2 separate regions of the Homo sapiens genome follow, and region 1 is linked to region 2. Evidence: chromatin loops called from intact Hi-C (ENCODE). Cell type or tissue: heart left ventricle. All regions are shown on one strand. Each heading gives the region's core, and the rest is flanking DNA. Links, peaks and the distances in the headings are about the cores only. Region 1 overlaps LOC105375022 (a long non-coding RNA gene). Region 2 has its middle 31 kb from the start of HLA-DPB1.

What was found. Peaks named below come from ENCODE experiments on the same cell type or tissue, not always from the same donor. Only the 100,000 strongest peaks of a DNase experiment are listed, where the experiment ranks them.
Region 1: it touches region 2 in a loop (4-fold over the local background); 66 of 110 quality-filtered maps call a loop at or near these places.

What each region holds. Positions count from the first base shown.
Region 1 is chr6:33,229,577-33,246,199 of GRCh38, reverse strand. LOC105375022 (a long non-coding RNA gene) reads left to right here. Exons shown (of 2, transcript NR_187834.1): 2 at 1-125. Among named protein-coding and RNA genes, the nearest start is that of HCG25, 12 kb to the left of the region's middle. In heart left ventricle, for the core only: no CTCF peak of the experiment used is centred there; no DNase peak of the experiment used is centred there; H3K27me3 peaks cover 3,221 bases.
Region 2 is chr6:33,102,667-33,112,222 of GRCh38, reverse strand. It overlaps the pseudogene COL11A2P1. Among named protein-coding and RNA genes, the nearest start is that of HLA-DPB1, 31 kb to the right of the region's middle. In heart left ventricle, for the core only: no CTCF peak of the experiment used is centred there; no DNase peak of the experiment used is centred there; H3K27me3 peaks cover 612 bases.

The DNA.
Region 1 (16,623 bases), core at 3,928-11,927, 130 kb before region 2:
TTAGATTAATTGACACTCTTTTTTCTCTCGCTACTGTGGTACATGCAGTAGTTACCTTTATTCTTCACTTTGTTTTCTCATAAGACTAACAAGCAGTTTTTTAAAATAAAGAAATAAAAGCAAAATTGCTTATTGTCTTAGTCTATTCATTGGCAAACTAGTAACATTAAATAAACTCCAGACAGAGCCACTGGAGAAGAATCAAGTACAACTTAGTAGAAATAACACCGTATGTGTGAAGGTGAGTGTGTGTGTGTGTGTGTGTGTGTGTGTGTGTGTGTGTGTGATGGAAAATACTTTGTCCTGCCCAAACTGTAAGTCATGACCATGCCCCTCTCAGCAGAAGTTTATCTTCATCTCATTTGGAAGTTTATAAGAACACAGCTTAAAAAAAACCTGTGATTTTGGAGCAAGGTCAAGCCTTTGCTATTGCTTCCACATTTTGTTTTGTTTTATTTATTTATTTACTTTTCAGTTTTTTGGAGTTTTCTTTATTTGTTTGTGTTTTTGAGACAGGGTCTCGCTCTGTTGCCCAGGCTGGAGTGCAGAGGCACCATCTCGGCTCACTGCAACCTCTGCCTCCCGGGTTCAAGCGATTCCCCTGGCTTAGCCTACTGAGTAGCTGGGATTACTGGCACGCACCACCACATCCAGCTAATTTTTGTATTTTCAGTAGACACTGAAATACATGTTTGCCATGTTGGCTGGGCTGGTCTCAAACTCCTGGCCTCATGTGATCTGCCTGCCTCGGCCTCCCAAAGTGCTGGGATTACAGGCATGAGCCACCACGCCTGCCTAGTTTTTAGTTTTTTGAGACAGAGTCTTGCTCAGTTACCCAGGCTGGAATGCAGTGGCATGATCACAGTTTACTGCAGCCTCGACCTCATGGATTTAAGCAATCCTCCCACCTCAGCCTCTGGGATAGCTGGGACTACAGTCATGTGCCACCACACCTGGCTAATTTTTGTATTTTTTGGTAAACGAGGTTTCACCATGTTGCCCAGGCTGGTCTTGAACTCCTGAGCTCAAGTGATCTCCTACCTCGGCCTCCCAAAGTGTTGGAATTACAGGCATGAGCCACTGCCCCAGCTGTTTTATTAATTTAGTTAAAAATATATGAAAAGAGGCCCTGCGCGGTGGCTCACGCCTGTAATCCCAGCACTTTGGGAGGCTGAGGTGGGCGGATCACCTGCGGTTTTGGAGTTCAAGACCAGCCTGACCAACATGGAGAAACCCCATCTCTACTAAAAATATAAAAAATCAGCTAGGCATGGTGGCACATACCTGTAATCTCAGCTACTCGAGAGGCTGAGGCAGGAGAATTGCCCTAACCCAGAGGAGGTTGTGGTGAGCCAAGATTGCGCCATTGCACTCCAGCCTGGGCAACAAGAGCGAAACTCTGTCTCAAAAAAAAAAGTATATATATATATATATATATATGAAAAGGCTGGGTGCGGTGGCTCACGCCTGTAATCCTAACACTTTGGGAGGCTGAGGCAGGTGGATCACCTGAGGTCAGGAATTTGAGACCAGCCTGGCCAACATGGCAAAACCGTGTCTCTACTAAAAATAAAAAAATTAGCCAGGCATGGTGGCAGGCGCCTGTAATCCCAACTACTTGGGAGGCTGAGGCAGGTGGATCACCTGAGGTCAGGAATTTGAGACCAGCCTGGCCAACATGGCAAAACCCTGTCCCTACTAAAAATACAAAAATTAGCCAGGCATGGTGGCAGGTGCCTGTAATCCCAACTACTTGGGAGGCTGAGGCAGGAGAATTGCTTGAACTCAGGGGGCAGAAGTTGGCAGTGAGCCAAGATCACACCATTTCACTCCAGTCTGGGCAAAAGAGCAAGATTCTGTCTCAAAAAAAAAAAAAAAAAAAAAAAAAAAAAATATATATATATATATATATATATATATATATATATATATATATATATATACATACATACACACACACATACACACATACAGGCACTAGCCAGGCGTGGTGGCTCATGCCTGTAATCCCAGCACTTTGGGAGGCCGAGGCGGGCAGATCACAAAACAGGCAGGGCATGGTGGTCCACGCCTGTAATCCTAGCACTTTGGGAGGCTGAGGTGGGCAGATCACTTGAGCACAGGAGTTCGAGACTAGCCTGAGCAACATGGCGAAACTCTGTCTCTACCAAAAATACAAAAATTAGCTGGGTGTGGTGGTGCATGCCAGTAATCCCAGCTACTCCGGAGGCTGAGAGGCAGGAGGATTGCTTGGGGAGGCAGAGGTTGCAGTGAGCCGAGATGGCACCACTAGACTCCAGCCCAGGTGACAGAGGGAGACCCTGTCTCAAAAAAAAAAAAAAAAAAGAAAGAAAAGAAGAAAAGAAAAACAAATCACCTGCCTTATGAAGAAACAGTTTGTAATAGATATAAGACACAGAATGTGCAGCCCCTGGTATGGAATAAGTCCTTAGAAAATGTTAGTTTCCTCTCTGTCCCTGTGTGACATGAAGGGAATTCCAGGGCCAGTGCCACTTCCTGGTGGTTTCCCTCACTTAAGTGCTGTGTACCCCATTGCAAAAGCATGTCTTCCAGGTTCCTGATACCACATCCCATGTCCTCTGCCTTTGGGGCTCTCATAGGATTAAGTGTCATTTTCCCTATGAACTAGAAAAGAATCTTCTGAACGTCTGCCTTGGGACTGATGATATAGCTGAGCTGAAAGGACAATTAGTTTTCCTCCCCAGACCAACCCAACCTTCAAGGCTGGGGACTCATTTGATGCTCCCATTCAAACATTTGGAGAAAATTGTCTCTGAGTACCAGGTCTTTTTAGCATATTTTCTCCAAATGTTACATCCTTAGGGGCTTTGAATAGTAGAAGAGCCTTCAACATTGGTTCAGATGGAAGCATGCAGGCATGTGGAGAGTTGCCACTCCCTGATCCCTGAAACAAGGCTTAGGATGGAAAAGAGCCTCCTGGGGAGGTTGGCTCTGAATGTAAAGCTGGGAGAGGCACCTCCTGTCAACCTAAGGGCTTGTTGGTAGGGGCAACATGTTGACCTGGCTTCCTTCCCACTCTGAGACATCACTGGCTCTCATGCAGAGCTATTTTCCTTCTTTCTTTCTTTCTTTCTTTCTTTCTTCTTTCTTTCTTTCTTTCTTTCTTTCTTTCTTTCTTTCTTTCTTTCTTTCTTTCTTTTCTTTTCTTTTCTTTCTTTCTTTTTTTTTTTGAGACGGAGTTTCACTCTTGTTGCCCAGGCTAGAGTGCAACGGCACGATCTCAGCTCACCACAACTGCCACCTCCCTGGGCCAAGCAATTCTCGTGCCTCAGCCTCCCGAGTAGCTGGGATTACAGGCATGTGCCACCATGCCCAGCTAATTTTGTATTTTTAGTAGAGATGGGGTTTCTCCTTGTTGGTCAGGCTCGTCTCAAACTCCCAACCTCAGGTGATCCACCTGCCTTGGCCTCCCAAAGTGCTGGGATTACAGGAGTAAGCTGCCGTGCCTGGCCTTTCATTCTTTTCTTTCCTTCTTTCCTTCTTTCCTTCCTTCCTTCTTTCCTTCTTTCCTTCCTTCCTTCCTCCCTCCTTCCCTCCCTCCCTCCTTTCTTCTTTCTTCTCTTTCTTTCTCCTTCCTTCCTTCTCTCTCTCTTTTCTTTTCTTTCTTCTTTCTGGGTTTCGCTCTATTGCCGAGGCTGGAGTGCAGTGAGTGGCACGATCACGGCTCACTGTAGCCTCAACTTCCTAGGCTCCAGCGATCCTCCTACCTCAGCCTCCTTAGTAGCTGGGATTGCAGGCATGAGCCACTGTGCCCAGTGTAATGCAGGGCTCTTCATCCAGGATCCCAAAGGGCAAACAAAAATAGGAGAAAATTACATTTCATTTTCACTAATCTCTAACTGAAATTTAGCATTTTCTCCAATGATAAATGTAGGCAATAAACCTACACCGGTATTTGTAGTACATGTGACTGTTGTTAATAGAATTTACACATTTGTGTCATCTTCCAGTAGTTGCAGAAATTTCAAAATGTCATGTATGCTCACGGTTACTTTGTAGTTAGTGGTAGTGGTTAGACTCACCACTAGATCTTCTTCTTACACATTTTGTTTCATTTTGACAACTGTACTTCAATATGATTGTTTTCCTTTGTAATCCCATTTATTTTACTTTATGCAGTTGAAGATTATTCTGACACTCCACAGACTTCACCAGACTTCCAAAACCTGTCCTAGACGTAAAAAGTTAAGAAACCTTAAATCTCTAATGATGCTGTCATTTCCTGTTTTGTATTATCTTACAACCAGGGTAATTAGGAATGCCTTCTTCTTCTTCTTTTTTTTTTTTTTTTTTTGAGACGGAGTCTTGCCCTGTCACCCAGGCTGGAGTGCAGTGGCACAATCTTGGCTCACTGCAACCTCTGCCTCCCGGGTTCAAGTGATTCTCCTGCCTCAGCCTCCCAAGTAGGTGGGATTGCAGGCATCCACCACCATGCCCAGCTATTTTTTTGTATATTTAGTAGAGATGGGGTTTCACCATGTTGGCCAGGCTGGTCTTGAACTCCTGACATCAGGTGATCCACCCACCTCAGCCTCCCAAAGTGCTGGGATTACAGGCATGAGCCACCGTGCCTGGCTTGCTTTCTTCTTGTTTAAACTAAAGGTCTTCTTGTAAAATTCCTGCTTATATTTTCTTCATTATTACTCAAATTCAATTATTCATTTATTTGCCAAATATTTAGAAAACACTTCTCTTGTACAAAACCATGCTGCATAAAACTGTTATTATGCGAAAAATAATCCTTACTCGCCATGCCCTCTACCCCGACCCCCCAACCCCATTTACAATCTGGTAGAGCTGGACTGTTTACCCACATAGGACACACAGGCTGCAGCTTACCATGGGCAGGGAGTGGGGATGGTTGTTCCAGGTGCAGGTAATAAGAAGGTGTATTGTCTGTGGAGAATTTAAAAATAATTCTAAAACCAACTTTTTTTTTTTTTTTTTTTTTGAGATGGAGTCTGACTCTTTGGCCCAGGCTGGAGTGCAGTGGCACCATCTTGGCTCACTGCAGCCTCTGCCTCCCGGGTTCCAGTGATTCTCCTGCCTCAGCCTCCCAGGTAGCTGGCATTACAGGCACACACCACCACGCCAGGCTAATTTTTGTGTTTTTAGTAGAGACGGGGTTTTACCACGTTGGCCAGGCTGGTCTTGAACTCCTGACCTCAGGTGATCTGCCCACCTCACCCTCCCAAAGTGCTAGGATTACAGGTGTGAGCCACTGCGCCCAGCCTGAAGCCAACTTTTTATTGATACTGCGCACCAGCAATTATAAAAAAATGTTAGTGACAAAATACCCCTTGCAGTGTAGCCTCCTCCCCCCACTCCACCCTGCTTGGTATGCCACTGCACACAGGGGAGTTTAACCATTTCCAGTTTACACACACACACACAGACACACACACACACACACACACACACACACACACAAACACACAGAGCCTTTGAGACTTCCTTTTCTCCTCAACTCCCCCAGCCCAGTTCTCATGTCACTCTACTCAGGGTAGGATCTGCAGCACTGCTGGGCCAGTATCCCCAAAGGTGAGCCCTGTAAGCTCCTTGGCCTCTGGATGGTCTCATTAATAGTCCAGGATGAGCCCTGCAATCTTGGCATCTGTAGGCAGGTCTCAGCTCTTCTTCACACCCCTGGGCTTGAACCCCTTGGCAACTGCGTTTGACAGTACATGATTCCCATTCTTCATCTCCAGATTTTCCATCCTTCAAGAAAACACTGGATTTCCTGGTCAAGCCAAGGCTTAATGAACTGGCCTGGCAGCTTCTCTGGTCCTCAAGTTTCCTTTTCTTGCCTTACTTTCTGAAGACTTCTAGTAGTTTTACTTGGAAGTGTCACTGTCTCCATTTTTATTCCTGAGTTTTCTGCAGTTCTTTTTTCTGTGGCCCCACGGACTCATCCAGAGCCTGCAGGGAGCTGACACCTCATCTGAGCTGCTAGAATTGAGGTGAGAAAGGAGGTTCCTAAGTGCAGAAATGTGTTTTCTCCTCTCCAGCCACCACTGAAGGCTTTGGATGTGATTGAGTCAGACCTCTCCTGCACAGTCTCCCTTTGGATTACCTCAAGATAAACCAATTTGTGACTTTAATTACATCCGCGAAGTCCCTTCCCAGCTGCACCTAAGCTAAAGTGTGATTGAATGAATGAAAGAGGGTGTGCTGGCGATCAGCTAGGGAAGTGATTCCAAGGGTCCCTAGACTCCACATTACCAACTGCAAAATGTGACGTTCTTACGTTCTGACAAGCGAACTCTCCTCCCAAATTCATTGCCTGAGTTGATGCAAATGAATTCAGCCACGCCTTTTGGGTTTGGCATCTGAGAAGTGTCTGTGACTTGGGAAGAGTGGTCAGAATGGCGATAATGGGAAGAGACCACATTTCAGCTGGTGGAGAGTGAAAGGACAGCCAACATCTTGCCCTTTCTGAAGCATACACACATTGGAGATTGAAAGTGTCTGTTGGCCTCACAGGCACTGAGGAAAGCCTCCCATCCCCTTAGATTTTCCTCCTTTTTCCTGAGGTCCCCTGAACCTAATAGTCTGTAACCTTATTCCATGTCTGGGTCAACAAACCACCTTCCAAGGAGGACTTGAATATAATAATCCGTTTCCTCTGCATTCCTCCAGAACACAGAGTCCACACCATCCATGAGTCTGTCAAACAAAACATTCCTCATTGGTCTCAATGTTGAGCACTGAAAGTTCTCTGAGCTCATTTAGCACCAACTCATCATCCTTAAAATCCACAGGATGGGCCGGGTGCAGTGACCCATGCCTGTGACTACAACACCTTGGGAGGCCAAGGGGCAGATCTCTTGAGCCCAGGAGTTCAAGACCAGCCTGGGAAACATGGTGAGACACCTTCTCTACAAAAAAAAATTTTTTTTTTTGAGACGGAATCTCACTCTGTCGCCCAGGCTGGAGTGCAGTGGTGCAATCTCGGCTCGCTGCAACCTCCGCCTCCAGGGTTCAAGCGACTCTCTGCCTCAGCTCCCGAGTAGCTGGGATTGCAGGCATCCACCACCATGCCCAGCTAATTTTTGTATTTTTAGTAGAGACAGGGTTTTACCACGTTGGCCAGGCTGGTCTCGAACTCCTGACCTCGTGATCTACCCGCCTCAGCCTCCCAAAGTGCTGGGATTACAGGTGTGAGCCACCATGCCCGGCCTACAAAAATTTTTTTAAAAAAATTAGCCAGGAATGGTGGTGTACACCTGTGGTCCCAGCTACTTGGGAAGCTGAGATAGGAGGATTCCTTGAGCCCAGGAGGTTGAGGCTGCACAGTGAGCTGTGATCACGCCACTGTACTCCAGCCTGAGCAATAGTGAGACCTTATCTCAGAAAACAAACAAAACAACCAAAAATATCCATAGGATGAAACATATGTTTGATTATGACAACTTGCTTATGGTACCTTCTGGATGGCCCAGCTCCCTTGCAGATCCCCAGACCAACAGCTTTTGTTGTAGTGACAGCTTCTTCTTGTAACCTCTTTTTTTTTTTTTTTGAGATGGAATTTCACTCTTGTTGCCCAGGCTGGAGTGCAATGACATGATCTCGGCTCACTGCAGCCTCTGCCTCCAGGGTTCAAGCGATTCTGCTGCCTCAGCCTCCTGAGTAGCTGGAACTACAGGTATGCACCACCATGCCCGGCTAATGTTTGTATTTTTAATAGGGACGGTGTTTTGCCATGTTGGCCAGGCTGGTCTCGAACTCCTGGCCTCAGGTGATCCACCTGCCTCAGCTTCCCAAAGTGCTTGGATTACAGGCGTGAGCCACTGCACCTGGCCTACAGCCTCTAATTTCATTTTCATCCAAAAGCTTTAATGGAAGGCCCACAGATTCCCTCTTCAAGTAACAGCAAAGCGCATCTCCTTTAAGATTTCTTTGATCATCTTCATAAAGCTTGACTTTGAAGTCTTCTGAGGATTTCTCCTGGAGGCAAACCAGATATATAGACATTTGTATTTCTGTCTTCTTCAACATGAAATTATCCTCATTCCATTTTTCTTTTATCTCCCCTGTTTTTAGGATCAGTGGGTTTGGGGGGTTTTCTTTGCAGAAATTCTGCATTCCTAGCATTGACATTTTGTACATTTGCAGGAGAGCTAGATGCCCCACCATTAGAAAAGCCACACTTGGCTGGGTATGTAGCAATGAAACCTTCAGTGGCCTTGGGAAACCACGCCTTCTTGTCCAGATCCCACTCATTGTGGGAGTCAGTTGGCTGCTGCCCTAAATAACCCGTTTGTCACTGAGATCTTCTTGTCTGTTGCAGTCCTTAGTGTCTCCATATAATTTATGCATTCACAACTGCTCATCAAGTCATCATTATCATCCACTTCATGTTTCCTACCTAGCCAGGGGCAGGGTTCAGGTAATCAAAGAGGCTGCTCTGCTGGGCCTGCAAGGCTCCACCAAGTGTGTCTGAGGTGACAGCCCAAGCACTGTTATAAATATTTGCGCACTGTTGTAAACATTTGCATTAGTCCCTTCTCGCACTGCTATAAAGAAATACCTGAAACTGGGTAACTTATAAAGAAAAGAGGTTGCCGGGCGCGGTGGCTCATGCCTGTAGTCCCAGCACTTTGGGTGGCTGAGGCAGGTGGATCACTTGAGGTCAGGAGTTTGAGACCAGCCTGGCCAATATGGTGAAACCCCGTTTCTACTAAGAATACAAAAATTAGCCGGGCATGGTGGCCAGCACCTGTAATCCCAGCTACTTGGGAGGCTGAAGCAGGAGAATCACTTGATCCGGGGAGGCAGAGGTTGCAGTGAGCCAAGATCATGCCACTGCACTCCAGCCTGGGTGACAGAGCAAGACTCCGTCTCGGAAAAAAAGAAAAGAAAAGATGTTTGCTGGGCACAGTGGCTCATGCTTGTAATCCTAGCAGCACTTTGGGAGGCTGAGGCCGGAGGGTTAATCACTTGAGCTCAAGAGTTTGAGACCAGCCTGGGCAACATGGCAAAAACCCGTCTCTATAAAAAATTCAAAACTTAGCTGGGTATGGTGGCATGTGCTTGTGGTTCTAGCTACTTGGGGAGCTGAGGTGGGAGAATTGCTTCAGACCAGAAGGTAGAGGCTACAGTGAGCTGTGATTGCGCCACTGCCTGGGCGACAGAGCAAGACCCTATCTCAAAAAAAAAAAGAGGTTTAATTGGCTCATGGTTCTGTGGGCTCTACAGGAAGCATGATGCTGGCATCTGCTTGCCTTCTGGGGAGGTCTCCAGAAACTTACAATTATGGCAGAAGGCAAAGGAGGAGCGAGCCTTCTCACATGGCAGGAGCCGAGAGAGAGGGAGGAGGTGCGGCACACTTTTAAACAACCAGAGCTTGCCAGAACTCTCTATCATGAGAACAGCACCAGGAGGATGGTGCTAAACCATTCGTGAGAATCCACTCCCATAATCCAACCACCTCTCACCAGGCTCCACCTCCAACACTGGGACTACATGAGATTTGGTGGGGACACAGATCCAAACCATATCAACATTTAACACATTGCATCTTTGAATTGTCACAGCAACCCTGTGAGGTGGGTACTAGTGTTATCCCCATTTTACAGAGAGGAAATTGATGCCCAGAGACCTTGCCAAGGTTATAGACAGGACAGTTAGTGCATGACAAAGCTGGAATTGGAATGCAGCCAGTTCTGCTTTAGAAGCCACTTTCTTGCCTGCCTTTCTTTCTTTATTTCTTTATCTTTTCTTTCTTTCTCTCTCTCTCCTTCCTTCCTTCCTTCCTTTTCTTTCTTTTCTTTTCTTTTTTTTTTTTTTTTTTGAGACAGGGTCTGGCTTTGTTGCTCAGGCTGGAGTGTGGTGGCACCATCTTGGCTCACTGCAACCTCCACCTTCTGGGCTCAAGTCATCCTCCTACCTAAGCTTCCCAAGTAGCTGGGATTACAGGTGCATACCACCACACCTGGCTAATGTTTGTATTTTTTTTAGTAGAGATGGGGTTTCACCATGTTTGCTAGGCTGGTCTTGTACTCCTGGCCTCCCAAAGTGCTGGGATTAGAGGCGTGAGCTATTGCACCCCGCCTGAAGCTACATTCTTTTTTTTTTTTTTTTTTTAATGAGACGAGTCTTGCTCTGTCCCCCAGGCTGGAGTGGTGCAGTGGCGTGATCTTGGCTCACTGGAACCTCCGCCTCCCGGGTTCAAGCAATTCTCCTGCCTCAGCCTCTCGAGTAGCTGGGATTACAGGCACCTGCCACCACTCCTGGCTGTTTTTTCCATTTTTAATAGAGACGGGGCTTCACCATATTGGCCATGCTGGTCTCAAACTCCTGACCTCAAGCGATCCGCCTGCCTTGGCCTTCCAAAGTGCTGGGATACAGGCATAAGCCATCGTGCCTGGCCAAGGCTACATTCTTAAACGCCACTTTTTACAGCTTCCAAGAAACTAACTGGGTGAAATCCAGCCTGCCTCCTGTCCTTGTTTTTATCATTTCATAGTGAAAACATAAACTCCCAAGCCCACCTACTCTATTGCACTGTGTCTCCATGACACTCTGTACCTTCTGGCTCTGACTCAGCCCTCCACTTTCCCCCTCCCTAACCTGCCTGTGCCCTCTAATAAACTGTAGCCCCCCTCATACCCTTAGCTTCTCCTTGGAGCATTCCCTCCACTTCCTGGCGTTAAGTGAAATTTAACTCTCCCTTGAGGGCACTACCTCCTTTGCAGGCTTCTGAAATGAGAGCTGTTGATTTTCTTACAGCTGAGGGTGCTCTCCTGGCTTCAGATTGCTGCCTCCGGACTACTCCTCCCCCAGCCCCCAACTCTAGTTTAAAATAACCCGCGGCCTTCCAGGCACTGCAATTAGGCTAAACTTTCCTCTTCCTTTCTCACTGCTACTGTCTGCCAGACCCCTCCACCTCACTCAGGGGAACGCTGGCCCAGCTGACCGTCTGTCTTTGCATTGAGTCCTCCCTCTGGGAGACTTCATTGTCCACCTGGAGGATCCATTCCCTACTTGACCTCTCAATAACCTGGCCACTTAATCCCCAAGAATCTTCTCCTCTCCAACTCGGCCACACATTCTCATTGTCATACCCTGGACCTTATCACCTGAAAGAGCCCCTCCTTGAGAATCAGTCAAGCAGCCTGCTCTTGGCCCCCACCTCCTAACCGTCTGTCCATCAGTCTGTCTGCCCTCCTCGCAACCAATTTTCAGTCTCCTAGGACCTTTGGATCAATGATGCCTTCCGTCTTCCAGCTTATGAGCCCCTCCCTATTCAGCTCAACTCCACAACCCTTCATTTCAACACCTCTCTGGACAATGTCGCCAACTCCCCTTCCCCTCTGTATTTTCATCCTTTGTACCCAAGTGGCAAAACCCCAACCCTGGATGAGCCCAGTGATCTGTTTTCTTCAGGATTTTACTCTGATAGCCAAGAACTGTTGGTGGTGGTGGGGGAAATCACACAATCAGGAAATGGTTCCCACTCCTCACTCATGATCATGAACTCTAAGGAGGCTCCCAGAATTGTTTAGTGGCCCAACCACATCACTCTGGTCAATGGCTACGTTAAACCTCCCTGATCCTTGAACCTCTGAGGCTCTTCTGTCTCTCACCTCATGCTCACTTGATGACCTCCCTCTTATGTCACAGAGAAAATGAAAGTCATCAGAGGTGAGCTCCCTCAACCATCTGTCACCAGATCCACACCCCTCCAAGAGGAACACAATGCATGCAGCGCATGTACCTTGATTTGATCCTGATTTGAAATATATGCATAGGCTGGATGCAGTGGCTCACGCCTGTAATTCCAGCACTTTGCTTGAGCTCAGGAGTTCAAGGCAGGTGGATTACTTAAGCTCAGGAGTTCAAGACCCACCTGGGCAACAGAGAAAAACCCTGTCTCTACAAAAAAAAAAAAATACAAAAATTAGTCAGGTGTGGTGGGTCACACCTAAATAGTAGTTCCAGCTACTTAGGAGGCTGAGGTGGGAGGATCACTTGAGCCTGGGAGGTGGAGGTTGTAGTGAGCTGTGATTGCACTGCTGCACTCTAGCCTGGGTGACAGTGAGACCCAGTCAAAAAAGAAAGAAGGAAAGGAAGGAAGGAAAGGGAGGAGAGAGAGAAAGGAAGGAAGGAAGGAAGGAAAAACAGAAGAAAGGAAGGAAAGAAATTAAAAAGAAAGATATATATATATATAAATATATATATAAAAGACATTTTGAGGCTAACTGGGGAATATTTGAGTATATTCTGCTATCAGATGAAGTGAAGAAATGATCGTTATTTTCTAATTTTGTTTTTTTTTTTGAGACTGAGTCTTGCTCTGTCACCAGGCTGGAGGTCAGTGGCGCAATCTCAGCTCACTGCAACCTGTCCCTACTGGGTTCAAGCAATTCTCCTGCCTCAGCCTCCCAAGTAGCTGGGATTATAGGTATGCACCACCACGCCCGGCTAATTTTTGTATTTTTAGTAGAGACGGGGTTTCACCATATTGGCCAGGATGGTCTCAATCTGTTGACCTTGTGATCCTCCTGCCTCAGCCTCCCAAAATGCTGGGATTACAGGTGTGAGCCACCGTGCCTGGCCATGATCATTATTTTCTTAGCTGTGATTACGTATTGTGGTTATGGAATCTCCTTATTTTTGGGAGATGCATGCTGAGGTACTTAGGTGTGAAGCACATGCTTTCCTATATTTTCATATGGTCCAAGAATGTTTTAGTAGTCACTCAACAATTTCTATGTTTAAAAAAAAAAAAAAGGGCTGGGCACAGTGGCTCATGCCCGTAATCAATCCGAGCACTTTGGGAGGCTGAGGCAGGCGGATCACCTGAGGTCGGAAGTTCAAGACCAGCCTGACCAACATGGAGAAACCCCATCTATAGTAAAAATACAAAATTAGCTTGGCGTGGTGGCGCATGCCTGTAATCACAGCTACTCGGGAGTCTGAGGCAGGAGAATTGCTTGAACCCAGTAGGCGGAGGTTGCGTACAGCCGAGATCGCGCCATTGCACTCCAGCTTGGGCAACAAGAGCGAAATTCCATCTCAAAACAAAAAACTAAAAACAAGCCCACAAAGACGTATATAGGCCTTGGCACTGTGGCTCATGTCTGTAATCCCAGAACTTTGGGAGGCCAAAGCAAGAGGATCACCTGAGTCCAGTTTGAGACCAGCTGGGCAACAAGGCGATACCTTGTCTCTACAAAAAATTTAAAAATTAGCCGGGCATGGTGCCATGCACCTGTGGCCCCAGTTACTTGAGAGGCTGAGGTGGGAGGATCGCTTGAGCCCAAAAGTTTGAAGCTGAGATGAGCTATGATCAGGTCACTGCACTCCACCCTGTGCGATGAAGTGAGACCCTGTCTTGGAAAAAAAAAAAAAGAACCATATATATATGTGTGTGTATATATATATGTTTGTATATATATAATATATAAATATTTGTATATATGTATAAATAACAATTGTTAAATCTAAGTAAAATGATCGACATACAAACAATATTGTATTATATTTTCAAGTTTTCTGTATGTTTGAAATTTTTCATAATAAAAAAACTGGGCAAAATTCTCTCACTTCCACTCACTGCTCGACCCTTTCAGGCTGGTGTTTATCTCTACCTTGCTGCTACTCAAATGTTTTTTTGCAATGAACTTTATGTCATTAAGTCCATTGTTTCGTTTTCTTCTTACTTGAACTGCCACTAGTAGCTGACGTTGCTGGCCAGTTCTTTCTTGAAACACTGTCGTTTTTTGGCCTCCAGGATTTGGCCTCTTCTGGCTTCCTCCCATCCCTCCATCGGCTGCTCTTCCACCCCTCAGCCGGCTCACTCCGCCTTTGACTGAAATCACCTGGTCATATTGGAGTTCATCAAGAGAGGTCGGTCCTGGACCCTCCTCTTCTTATGCTACCCTTTCCTTCTAGGGGATCACACCTGTCCTGTGGCTTCAGTTCCCATCAGCTGGTTACTCTCAAATTTATCTCTTGCCTCAAATCTCCAGATTTGACCACCTTCCTGCCTGGCATCCCTACTTGGATGTCCCAAAGGTATTACTAACTTAGCTTTTTTTTTTTTTTTTTTGGGAGACAGAGTTTCGCTCTTGTTGGCCAGGCTGGGGTGCAGTGGCAAGACCTTGGCTCACTGCAACCTCCGCCTCCTGGGTTCAAGTGATTCTCCTACCTCAGCCTCCGGAGTAGCTGGGATTACAGGCATCCGCCACGACACCCGGCAAACTTTTTGTATTTTCAGTAGAGATGGGGTTTCACCATGTTGGCCAGGCTGGTCTCAAACTCCTGACCTCAGGTGATCCACCTGCCTCAGCTTCCCAAAGTGCTGGGATTACAGGCATGAGCCACGGTGCCCAGCTTAACTTAGCATATTTGAAACAGAAGTCATGATCTTCCCACAGAAGCAGTATCATCCTCAGATCTGAACCACAGGGGCCCTGCCCTGGCCCACATACTTTAGGGGGATTCACCTATCACAAACAACTTATCACACACATTTATTACATGACACCTGGGCACCTCTGTCACTGATCTGCTGTCAGTGCTGGAACAGCACAACCTGAAATCTTACACATCTGCTCTTGTAATCAACGCCGTTCAAGCCCTGGGGAATGGTGACTTCTGTAATCTCTTGCCCTGTATCCTGGAAACAAAAGATGACTATAGCCAATTCTGTGAAAATCTGAGGTTGTGCCTCTGCCTGGATTCTGAAGCATGTACTGCTTTGGAGTGTAGGGAGGATTTAAGCAGTGGAAACATGTAAGTGAAATCACTTTAACCAGCTTGTTAAATATTACCTCTCAAATAGCATGACAAAGTATCATTTCCCAATAGTGTTGAGTGTGGTTTTTCTTGTTTCTCTTTGTTTTAGAGGTATGGATGTATGTTGTGCTGCATTTACAACAGTTGCAAAGGATAGCTGAGGAACATGTTGCTGTATTAAACAATCCTTATTACTGTTAAATTTATATGCATGTGGTGGGAGGGGTGGTGAGGGATAAAAAACTACACATTTACAGTGTACACTCCTCCTGTGATGGGGGCACCAAAATCTCAGAAATCACCACTAAATAACTTATTCATGTAACTGAACACCACCTGTTCCCCAAAAGCCTATTGAAAAAAAAATTGAATACATGTAGGTCTAGATATAACTCTTGTGAAGTATGATATTGATTCTTTATGTTGTAATAGATGGACATTGAATACGAGATTATGAATACAATCATCCTCAGTATTCACCAGGGATTGATTCCAAAACCCCCACTGATGTTCAAACCCCTTGTATAACATGGCATAGTATTTGCATATAACCTATGCACATTCTTCCACATACTTTAAATCATCCCTAGGTTATCTATGGTGCCTATCGCAATGTAAATGCTGTATAAATATATGTTATACTGTATTTTTTATTTGTATTATTTTTTCTTTCTTTCCTTCCTTCCTTCCCTTCCCTTCCTTCCTTCCTTCCTTCCTTCCTTCCTTCCTTTCTTTCTTTCTGACAGTCTTGCTGTGTCACCCAGGCTGGAGTGCTATGGCAGGATATCAGCTCACTGCAAACTCTGCCTCCCAGGTTCACGCCATTCTCCTACCTCAGCCTTCCAAGTAGCTGGGATTACAGGTGCCCGCCACCATGCCCGGCTAATTTTTTTGCATTTTTAGTAGAGATGGGGTTTCACCGCGTTAGCCAGGATGGTCTTGATCTCCTGACTTTGTGATCCACCCGCCTTGACCTCCCAAAGTGCTGGGATTACAGGCGTGAGCCACCGCGCCCGGACTGGCCATATATATTTTAAAAATATTTTTATTCTTCAGTTGGTTGAATCCATAGGTGTGGACCTACAGATACAAAATGCCAACTGTAGTTTAATTTTTATAAAACTATCTGTCTTAGTCCATTCAGACTGCTATAACAAAATACCTTACACTGAGCAATTTATAAATAATAAACACTGCTTACAGTTCTGGAGGCTAGAATGTCCAAGCAGGTGGTGCCAGCAGATTTGGTAGCCAGTGAGGGCACACTTTGCTTCATAGATGGCGCCTTCTTGCTGCATCTTCACGGGTGGAAGGGGCAAACAAGCTCCTTTGGGCCTCTTTTTTTTAAGACAGGGTCTCGCTGTGTCACCTAGGCTAGAGTGCAGTGGCGTGATCTCGGTTTACTGCAAGCTCTGCCTCCAGGGTTCAAGTGATTCTCTTGCCTCAGCCTCCTGAATAGCTGGGATTACAAATGCCTGCCACCATGACTGGCTAATTTTTGTGTTTTTAGTAGAGATGGGGTTTCTCCATGTTGACCAGGCTTGTCTTGAACTACCGACCTCAAATGATTAGCCCGCCTGAGCCTCCCAAAGTGCTAGGATTACAGGCATGAGCCACCGCACCCAGCCTGGGCTTCTTTTATAACGGCATTAATCCCATTCATGAGGACAGGCCCCTCATGACCTAATCACCTTCTAAAGGCCCCATCTCTTAATATCACCACATTGGGGATTAGGTTTCAATTTATGAATTTTAGGGGGGCACAAACATTTATGCCATAGCAATACATAATAAAAATTAATAAATATGTATATATTTTTTTGAGACAGGGTCTCA
Region 2 (9,556 bases), core at 1,012-9,011:
GGGGAGATGATGTGTTTTCTTTGCTCTGAAGGTGATCTCAGATATTCTGCTGGCCCACCTACAGGGATTATCATTTCCCCAATTCTGCCACACCTCACACACCCACAGGACATGGCCTGGTGTGGAAGAAATGCTATCTCAATGTGTAAAAGGTCATTCAGTGGCATGATTTAGAGAGATTAGAGTATCCATCCCAGAACTGAAAATGAGGCCTGGAGTCTGTTTTGCCTTTGTTCAAGGCCGTGCTTCAGATTAGTGCACATTCATATTTTCTTCCTCCCACATGTCTGTGAGTCCTGAGATGTGCGGGGGATACTGGCTCCTTCCATAGGACTGTCATCAGGGTCAGCAGGGCTCAGTCTAGGGGCCTTACACCTGGGAGCATGGACACACCACCTACACTACCATGGAAGTATGCAGCTTGAAGGACACTGCCTGTCTTGGACTTCAGTTCTTTGTCTTCAGTATGGGGATGATATGACCTGCCTTTACAGCAGGGCTCTTAAGGTCAAATTAGATCAACGGATCTGTAATTGCTTTGGAAAAATGAGACTAAAAATTATACAGTGAATGAGGAAGAAATGAAAAAATGTCATAAAAGACCCTACATTTTCCAAAACATCTGATTCTGTGGTGTTTATACTGAATAGTTTCATAAACTTTCAAAGAATATTACTCCTTAATTTAAAGACCTATAAATGTGATCCTGTACGACCTCCTAATCTAATAAAGAAAATGTAAAAGTGGCATCATTTGTTTATATAAATGTTAAAATGTAAATAGAAGACTAGCATGTAAAATTCAAGAGAAGAAAATAATTATGCAGTAGAAGGGGCCAGTATAGGATTGCGGGGAAAAAGCTCACGTTCCCTGCCATAGTCACCAAGACAGCATGGTACTGGTATAAAAATAGGCACATAGACAAAGGGAACAGAATAGAGAACCCAGGGATAAACCCAAATACTTACAGCCAACTGATCTTCGACAAAGCGAACAAAAACATATGGTGGGGAAAGACACCCTTTTCAACAAATGGTGCTGGGATAATTGGCTATCCACATGTAGGAGAATGAAACCGGGTCCTCATCTCTCACCTTATACAAAAATCAACTCAAGATGGATTAAGGACTTAAACCTGAGACCTGAGACTATAAAAGCTCTAGAAGATCACATTGGAAAAACCCTTCTAGACATTGGCTTAGGCAGGGATTTCATGGCCAAGAACCCAAAAGCAAATTCAATAAAAACAAAGATAAATAGTTGAGACTTAATTAAACTAAAGAGCTTTTGCACGGCAAAAGGAACCATCAGCAGAATAAACAGACAACCCACAGAGTAGTCACAATCTATACATCTGACAAAGGACTAATATCCAGAATCTACAATGAACACAGGCAAATCAGTAAGAAAAAACAAACAACCCCATCAAAAAGTGGGCTAAGGACATGCATAGACAATTCTCAAAAGAAGATATACAAATGGCCAAGAAACATAAGAAAATGCTCAACATCACTAATGATCAGGGAAATGCAAATCAAAACCACAATGTGATACCACCTTACTCCTGCAAGAATGGCCATGATAAAAAAATAAAAAAACAGTAGATATTGGTGTGGATGTGGTGATCAGGGAACTCTTCTACCCTGCTGGTGGGAATGTAAACTAGTACAGCCACTGTGGAAAACAGTGAGGAGATTCCTTAAAGAACTAAAAGTGGAACTATAATTTGATCCAACAATCCCACTACTGGGCATCTACCCAGAGGAAAATAAGTCATTATATGAAAAAGATATTTGCACATACGTGTTTATAGCAGCACAATTCACAATCACAAATCATGGAACCAACCCAAATGCCCATCAATCAACGAGTGGGTAAAGAAACTGTGATATATATATGATGGAATACTACTCAGCCGTAAAAAGGAATGAGTTAATGGCATTTGCAGCGACCTGGATGAGATTGGAGACCATTATTCTAAGTGAACTAACTCAGGAATGGAAAACTAAACATATATTCTCACTGATATGTGGGAGCTAAGCTAAGAGGATGAAAAGGCATAAGAATGATACAATGGACTTTGGGGACCTGAGAGGAAAGGTGGGAGGGGGCAAGGGATACTGCTCAGGTGATAGGTGCACCAAAATCTCACAAATCATCACTAAAGAACTTACTCATGTAACCAAATACTACCTGTACCACTATAACCTACGGGGGAAAAAAGCAACATAACCATGAACCAACTAATAAAAAACAACCTTGCCTTCAGTCTGCATCCTACCCTAGAGACACTCTCTCTGTGTCCTCACACTTGGAGCTAAGCTTCTGACTTTTGTCTCCAGTACACCCCTGAGGATCCTCTCATCACGGCCATCAGAAACCTCTGTAGAAGGTCAAATCCAGTGGGTTCTTGTCAGTGCCTCTGACTTGAGTTACTGATAATATTTGCACCATAATCCACTTCTTTCTAATGAGCTACTCTGTCCTTATTTTTCTCCTATTTACTGAATCCTCCTTATCATCCTTTGAAATCTCCTCTTAATTATTATGTTCTCTCATCATACCCTGAGATCCCTGCATTTCTGATTTTTGGCACTCTTCCTGGAAAAGCTCATCTAACCTGCACCTATGCTTGATGACTCTCAGTTCTCTGGCTTAAACTCCTCTACTGAGACCACCCATCATACAAAAATGTTTACATATTATTTTTCCTTAGATAACTTTTAGACATTCTAAGTGCAATAGCCCCACACTGAACTCAGTCTCTTCTCTCAGTCAGGCTGTCTTCTCTCATTACCCTTTTTAATGAATGGAATCAAGATGTTTGCATTGGGTTGGGGAGATGTTGGTCAAAGGATACATCCATTTCATTTCATTTAGGATACATTTCAAAAGATACATTTCATTTAGATTGGAGGAATAATTTTAAGAGTTTTATTGTATAACATGGACTATAGTTGCTAACAATGTATTGTTGAAAATTGCTAAAAGGGTGGATTTTAAGTGTTCTCACCACAAAAAATAAGTATGTGAGGTGAGCCATAAGTTCTTTAGCTTGATGTAGCCGGTCCATGATGTACATACATTTCAAAACAACATATTATACATGATAAATATAAATAATTTTTGTCAATCAAAATAATTTAGAAAAGTGACACACACTTACACACACACACACAAAAGAGATGATTGCATTGGCCAGTCTAGGAATAAGAGTTATCTGGGAGTTTTCTAAGTCGGATGCCACCGACATCACTCACCAATAATCCCTTTAATGTCAATCAAATTAAGTCCTCTTCTTCCATCATTTTACTCCTATGCCCATTTCCTCACTCTTTGTTCAGGCACTATTAGTCTTGCCTCTTGAACCAACTTCTTTCACTCATGCTGCCCACTGTTGCCGTAGTGATCTTCCTAAATTGCAAATGCGCCATCACTCTCCTGCTTAAAATCCTTCAATGATTCCTTATGACTTCCAGGACAGAGTAGCCACTCCTGAGCTTTGCATGTAACATCTGTCATGATCCAGCCCCTGCCTGTCTATTTTTCCTTTTTTCTTGCTGCTGTTCCACATCCAAAGCTGGCTCCATTCATACTGAAGCAGCTGAAGTTCTTCAGATATGTCATTGCCACACTGGGCCCACACTTTTGAACCTGCTTCCTCCTGTGTGAGAAGTGGCTTCTGCCCTGTTTTCGGACTGCCTACATTGAAGCCATCTGTTCCCCAGGAAACCTTCCCTGATGCCTTGACAGCAGCATCTTGTGCCTGCCCCATATCTGCACTTATCCATCTGGGCCTGCTGTTGTCTTGTCACTTGTGTTCTCTTCTGTGAACTGTAAACATCAGGAGGACAAGACCTATGTCTTACTTTTATTTGAATATTTAGCATCTAACAATGTTCGACATATAGTAGGCTTTTGATACTATTTTTTTACTATGACATTGTAGTATATGTTAATATCCAGTAGGACATAGGATATATTCTCTCTGTTTTCAATTTTTCATTGTTTACACACATTTATAATTCTATCTATAAGGATTTACAATTATTTACATGAAATGAATGAAATAAATAGAGAATGTTAGATATTAAGAGACAGTGTGGAAAGCCAGGCTGGGACTAGGGATGCACTTACCTTAGGTGCAAAATTTAGGAGGATACCAAAAGAACTCAGTAATAAAAGTCAATCATATTTTAATGAAATATCTTAAGAAATCTAAATTAATGGAAAATATATAATGAACAAAATGTCAAAAGAGAACTATTCAAAGAAAATGGAGAAGCAGAGAGGCAGAAGAATTAGTAGAATATACTGGCACATAAGCCAAGGAGGTAAAGATTTCCAGGAAGGAGGAAGTAGAGTGGAGTCAGAAGTTCAACAGAAGTCATTTCAGAAATCTTACCTTGGTTTTGAAATCCTTTCAGAGAGCAGTTTTACATAATGTGAGCAATTATTTCTCCTTCATCCCCATCATTCCAGAATTGAGCTTCTTCTCTGGCTTCAGAAATGTGGCCCTTCCCCTTGTCAGGATATGTTGGCGACATGATGCATGCGGATGCCCTCAAAGTCAGCTGGGGTTTGGGGGTGAAATTAATTGACTTTAGGGAACTCCTTGAATGCTAAGTTCTGTTCACCTGGAGGACCAGAGAGGGCACAGAGATGACCACCTAGCTTCTGCCTGGGACCTAAACAGGGCAGAGAAATAGGAGGATCAGGTATAAAGGGAGCAGGGAAGATGGGTCTGGGCTTACAGTACTGAACCCAGGGATGACAGTAACTGTGTGTGTCTCGAGGCAGGTGACAAAATATGTGAAAGGAAGAGGACTTAGGAGAGATCTGAATTCCAGCTGTTTTACAAGCTATATCTCAGCTTTCTTTCTCAATTCATGTGCTCTCTACCCCAAAGGCTGATGGAATTGCTGACCCTTCAAGTTCTCTTCTCATCTGCACCCCTTCCCTCCTGCTGCACACTGTTCAGCGACATCACACACTTCTCCAGCCTCCTCTCTTCCTAGTCTTACCCCTTCCCAGTTTCCATAACTGAACTGTCCTGTTGAGGAGTTCTTAGCAGCCCTCTGTGACCACAAGTGCAAGTTGCACTCCCTTCTGAGACAAAGTCCCCCATTTATTCCCTCCTGAGGGCGTGTCCCTTCCCCTGACCCTCATGGACTCTCCCAGGTGCACCCCCTGTGGATTTGCTCCTGGGCCTGAGTTTCCCCTACTTCCCTGATGGTGTCTGGAGGGCAAGGGGTATCTGTCTATCTACTGAGTGTCATAAACTGCCCAACTCAGCACACCCACCCTCTACCTCTTCCTAAGTGTAGTGACACGGTGAGGGAGGTAATGGGGTGGGGTCTGGAATCAGACACCAGGAGGAAAGGGGTGGTGGCTCTCTTTGCCTCTCACTCTGTGTGTATTTCTCTCGGGTACCAGGAGGATTTCCTAAAGATTTCTTTCTCCTGACTGTTTTCTGGACCCGTCCTGGTCTCCAAGCTCCCCTCCTGATTCTCTGCAGTGCCCAGGTGTCCAACAGTTGAGCCTGGAGCCAGGCCAACTTGTCAGCTTCCTGTATGAGGATCAGACTGGACGACTTCAACCTGCTTAGCCCGTCTTCTGAGGCCTCACCCTAGTAGTTGGCAAGTAAGTCTATTTGCTCCTCTGGTCTGCCTGGCCCACACTTTTGTGAGAAAGTGCCCTAGAACCTGTACGCTCTAAACTGTGAAACCCTGTTCCTTCTTTTGGCCACAACACACCTACGCACTGCCCAAAGTTCAGTCACTTCTAGCCCAGAGTTTGGGCTTAGAGTGCATCCTTCTCTGCAAGTTGTGTTAGCCTGTACCTTGGGCAAGTTACTTAAATTTTTTGAGCCTCAGTTTCTACATCTTAGGATGGACAGTAAATAGAATTGGCACAAACAAGTGAGAAAGTGATGGCACAGTGTTTGTTGCACTGTAAGCACTTGATAAATGGCAGCTATTGTGATTACTGCTCTCATCGTCATTGGTTTCAACTTTCATCAACAGATCTCCAACCCTGTTGACGCCCCTGCTTCAGTCAGTCACTTGAACCTCTCACTCCATGACCAGGTGGCACCTTGTGGCTATGGCCATGAAGGGCCAGTCTGTCACCCTCATTGTTGACTGCAAGATGTGAGTCACCCGGCCTCTCCCCTGAAGAACTAGTCCAGTGTTGGACACCTGTGGGGTGATAATTGTTGGTGCCTGTATCCCAGATGAAGAAAGTCTTTGAGGTTACCACAAAAATCAGAGAAAGGAGTGACTTCTGGTCCCTTATTTTGTGCCCACTCCTCTTCTGGCCCCAGTATGCAATGTTCCTATTTCCTAAGCCTTCATTTTTTTTCTTGTGAATTTTGATTTGCATTTCCTATCTTCAGGACTGCTGATCTCTGCAGAATAACTAGATGTCCACTTATGTGGCAGGACTGTCCACAGCCACTTATTCTATCCTTCAGTCTTCATCTCTCCATCTATCCATCCCTTGAACCTATCTCTCTCCTCATCCACCCCATCCATCCACTCATTCACCAGTCCACCTACGCACACATCCACCACCCACTCCCGCAACCATTTACCCACCTATGCATCACAAACTTACCCATCTACTCATGCATGAAGGCTTATATCCACTCACCTGTCCATCCTCCCCCTGCTTAATGACTCTCCCCTTCTTTACACACATCTATTCGACTATGCTTTTGTTCATCTGTCCTCTTCAACTTATCCATCCATCTATTCACTCACCCACCCACTCACACACCCCATCTACCCATGCATACAAGGATGCATGCATCTGTTCAGCCACCCATCTATCCATTATCCTTCCTGGAACTCAACCACTCTCTCCTTCAATACACTCATGCACCCATCTCCTCACCCACTCACTTCACATCCAACCGTTCACTCAACCATGTATTCAATTCCACCCATCTATCTATTCACTCATCTGATTCCATCTACTCTGTACCTCCCGCTCATCTACCCACTAAGCCTTGCATGCATAATTCCCTCTGCAGGAGTCCCATTGTACCTGTTTTGTGCCTTTCTTTTCACTCTGGGTCATGGTAGCCATATTGTTGAAGGTTCACTTCCCAGATCCTCTTTTCTTGGCTGCTTCCTGTCTGTACAGCCACTTCCTGTTTGTCCAGTTTGTTTTGTGGCCATCTTGGCCATGTTTAATTTTCCTTGGCCCTGGCATCACTCTTGCATCCAAGTGTTTGTCATTTTATTTTGTGTCCCTTAGTTGTTCTCATATCTTCCAGTATTCTCTGTCAGTTGGACTGCTTCCTGTCTACTCTGCTACATCTTCTGCCTGCCTTGCAGTTATGGCTGCCTTTTCTACCCTGCTGCTGCATCCCACACCTCCTGCTCTTGGCACCCGTGAGCTTCTGCTGCCTTTCCTTTATGCTGCTGTCTGGGTCTTTGGGGTTGATGTGGGATCTGGGAGAATTTTGAAACGGATCATTGCTGTCAGGATGAAGGTGGAGAGGGGCATTCTGAAGATCTTTGTTTTGGGGAGTTGGGGTGGTGGTGAATGTTTCACCTTCTCCCCACCCTTATCTTGGCTATGGCCTGGATTTGGGAACAGGCATCTGAATGGAGGTGTGCAAGGGAGGGAACTGGTTGGCTTGGAGTGTACATGAGGGCCAGAAGAAGGGCAAAGCATCCTGCTGGGAGAGGAACTGTGGGGTGCATTGTAGGGGGCTGCTCTGGGGCTTGGATAACTGAGCCCAAGAACTGTATGTTTTGCAAAAGGCAGTTATGAGGCCTGAGTTTGGAATATCTCTGGGAAATGCTCTCCAAATTTACTTGGAGTATGGATACTTAACCTGTGCAGGGTTTTTACATTTTTGAACTCCTTCAAATTCTAAATAAAATTTTGTGCATAAGGGCATATACCTTTTCTTTTTTGGAGAAAGACTGAAAGACTCAAAGTCCTCTTTCTGAAAGAGGCTCTTCAGGATTTGGAGAGGTTGTGTTTGCTGAGGTGGGACTGAGAACTGGGGTGCAGGGAACCCTGAGATCTCCTTGGCAGGCATGAGAGTTTTGTGAACAGAAGTATTTAGAGGAAGCCTGTGGGGCTTGTGGGTAGGGCTGGTCTGGTCTCCAGAGGACCCAAAATCGAGGTTGGAGTTGAGATGGGGGCAGGCCTGGTGTCCTGGCTGCTCATGGGCCCCACTGGGGTTACATGTGTGTCTCCCTTAGGCTGCCCATGGGCCCCGGGGGCTGAAGGGAGAGAAGAGAGAGCCTGCAGTGCTGGAACCTGTAAGTCATGCTGGTCACAGGGCTGAGGTGGTGGAAAGAGGAGAAGCAAGTGGGGTTTAGTGTGCTGGCCCTGTCACCTGTGAGTTTTAACCTTTGACTCCACAGGGTATGCTCGTGGAGGGGCCCCCTGGTTTAGAAGGCCCTGTGGTGAGTCTAGCAGTGACCTGGTGGCCATTGTTTTCTTAGAGATCCCTCCTATGTGTTCATCTGTGCCTTCCCCACATATGCTCAGGCCTCCTCCTCAGAACTCCGGAGGGTCCTTCCAATAAAAGTTTTTTAAAAAATCATTTTGAAAAATTAATTCAATAGTTTTTGGGGAGCAGGTGGTGTTTGGTTATATGGATAAGTTCTTTAGTGGTGATTTCTGAGGTTTTGGTGCACCCATCACCTGAGGAATGTACACTGTATCCAGTGTGTAGTCTTTTATCCCTTACCCAGCTCCTACTCATACCTGGAAGTCCTCAAAGTCCATTATATAATTCTTATGCCTTTGTGTCTTCATAGCTTAGCTCCCACTTATAAGTGAGAACATACAATATTTGGTTTTCCATTCTTGAGTTACTTCCCTTAAAATAATGGTTTCTAATTCCCCCTAGGTTGCTGCAAATGTTATTTCATTCTTTCTTATGGCTGAGTAGTATTCTAAGGTATATAGATCACATATATATCATATGTGATCTATATATAGATCATATATATATATATGTGATCTATATATATATATATATATATAGATCTATATATATATAGATCACATATATATATATCACATATATATATATCACATTTTCTTCATTCACCCATTAACTGATGGGCATTTGGGGTGGTTCCATATTTTTGCAATTGTGAATCATGGTGCTGTAAACATGTGTGTGCAAGTGTCTTTTTCATACAATGGCTTTTTTCCTCCAGTAGTGGGATTGCTGGATCAAATGGTAGATCTATTTCTAGTTCTTTAAGGCATCGCTGTACTGTTTTCCATAGGTTGTACTAGTTTAATTTCCCACCAGTAGCATAGAAGTGTTCTCTTTTCATCACACCTACCCCAACGTCTATTTTTTTTTTTATTTTTAAATTATGACCATTGTTACAGGAGTAAGTTGGTATCACATAGTGGTTTTGATTTGCATTTCCCTGATAATTAGTGATGTAGAGCATTTTTTCATATGTTTGTCAACCATTTGTATATTTTCTTTTGAGAATTGTCTGTTCCTCTGCTTAGCCCACTTTTTGATGGGAGTATTTGTTTATTTCTTGCTGATTTGTTTGAG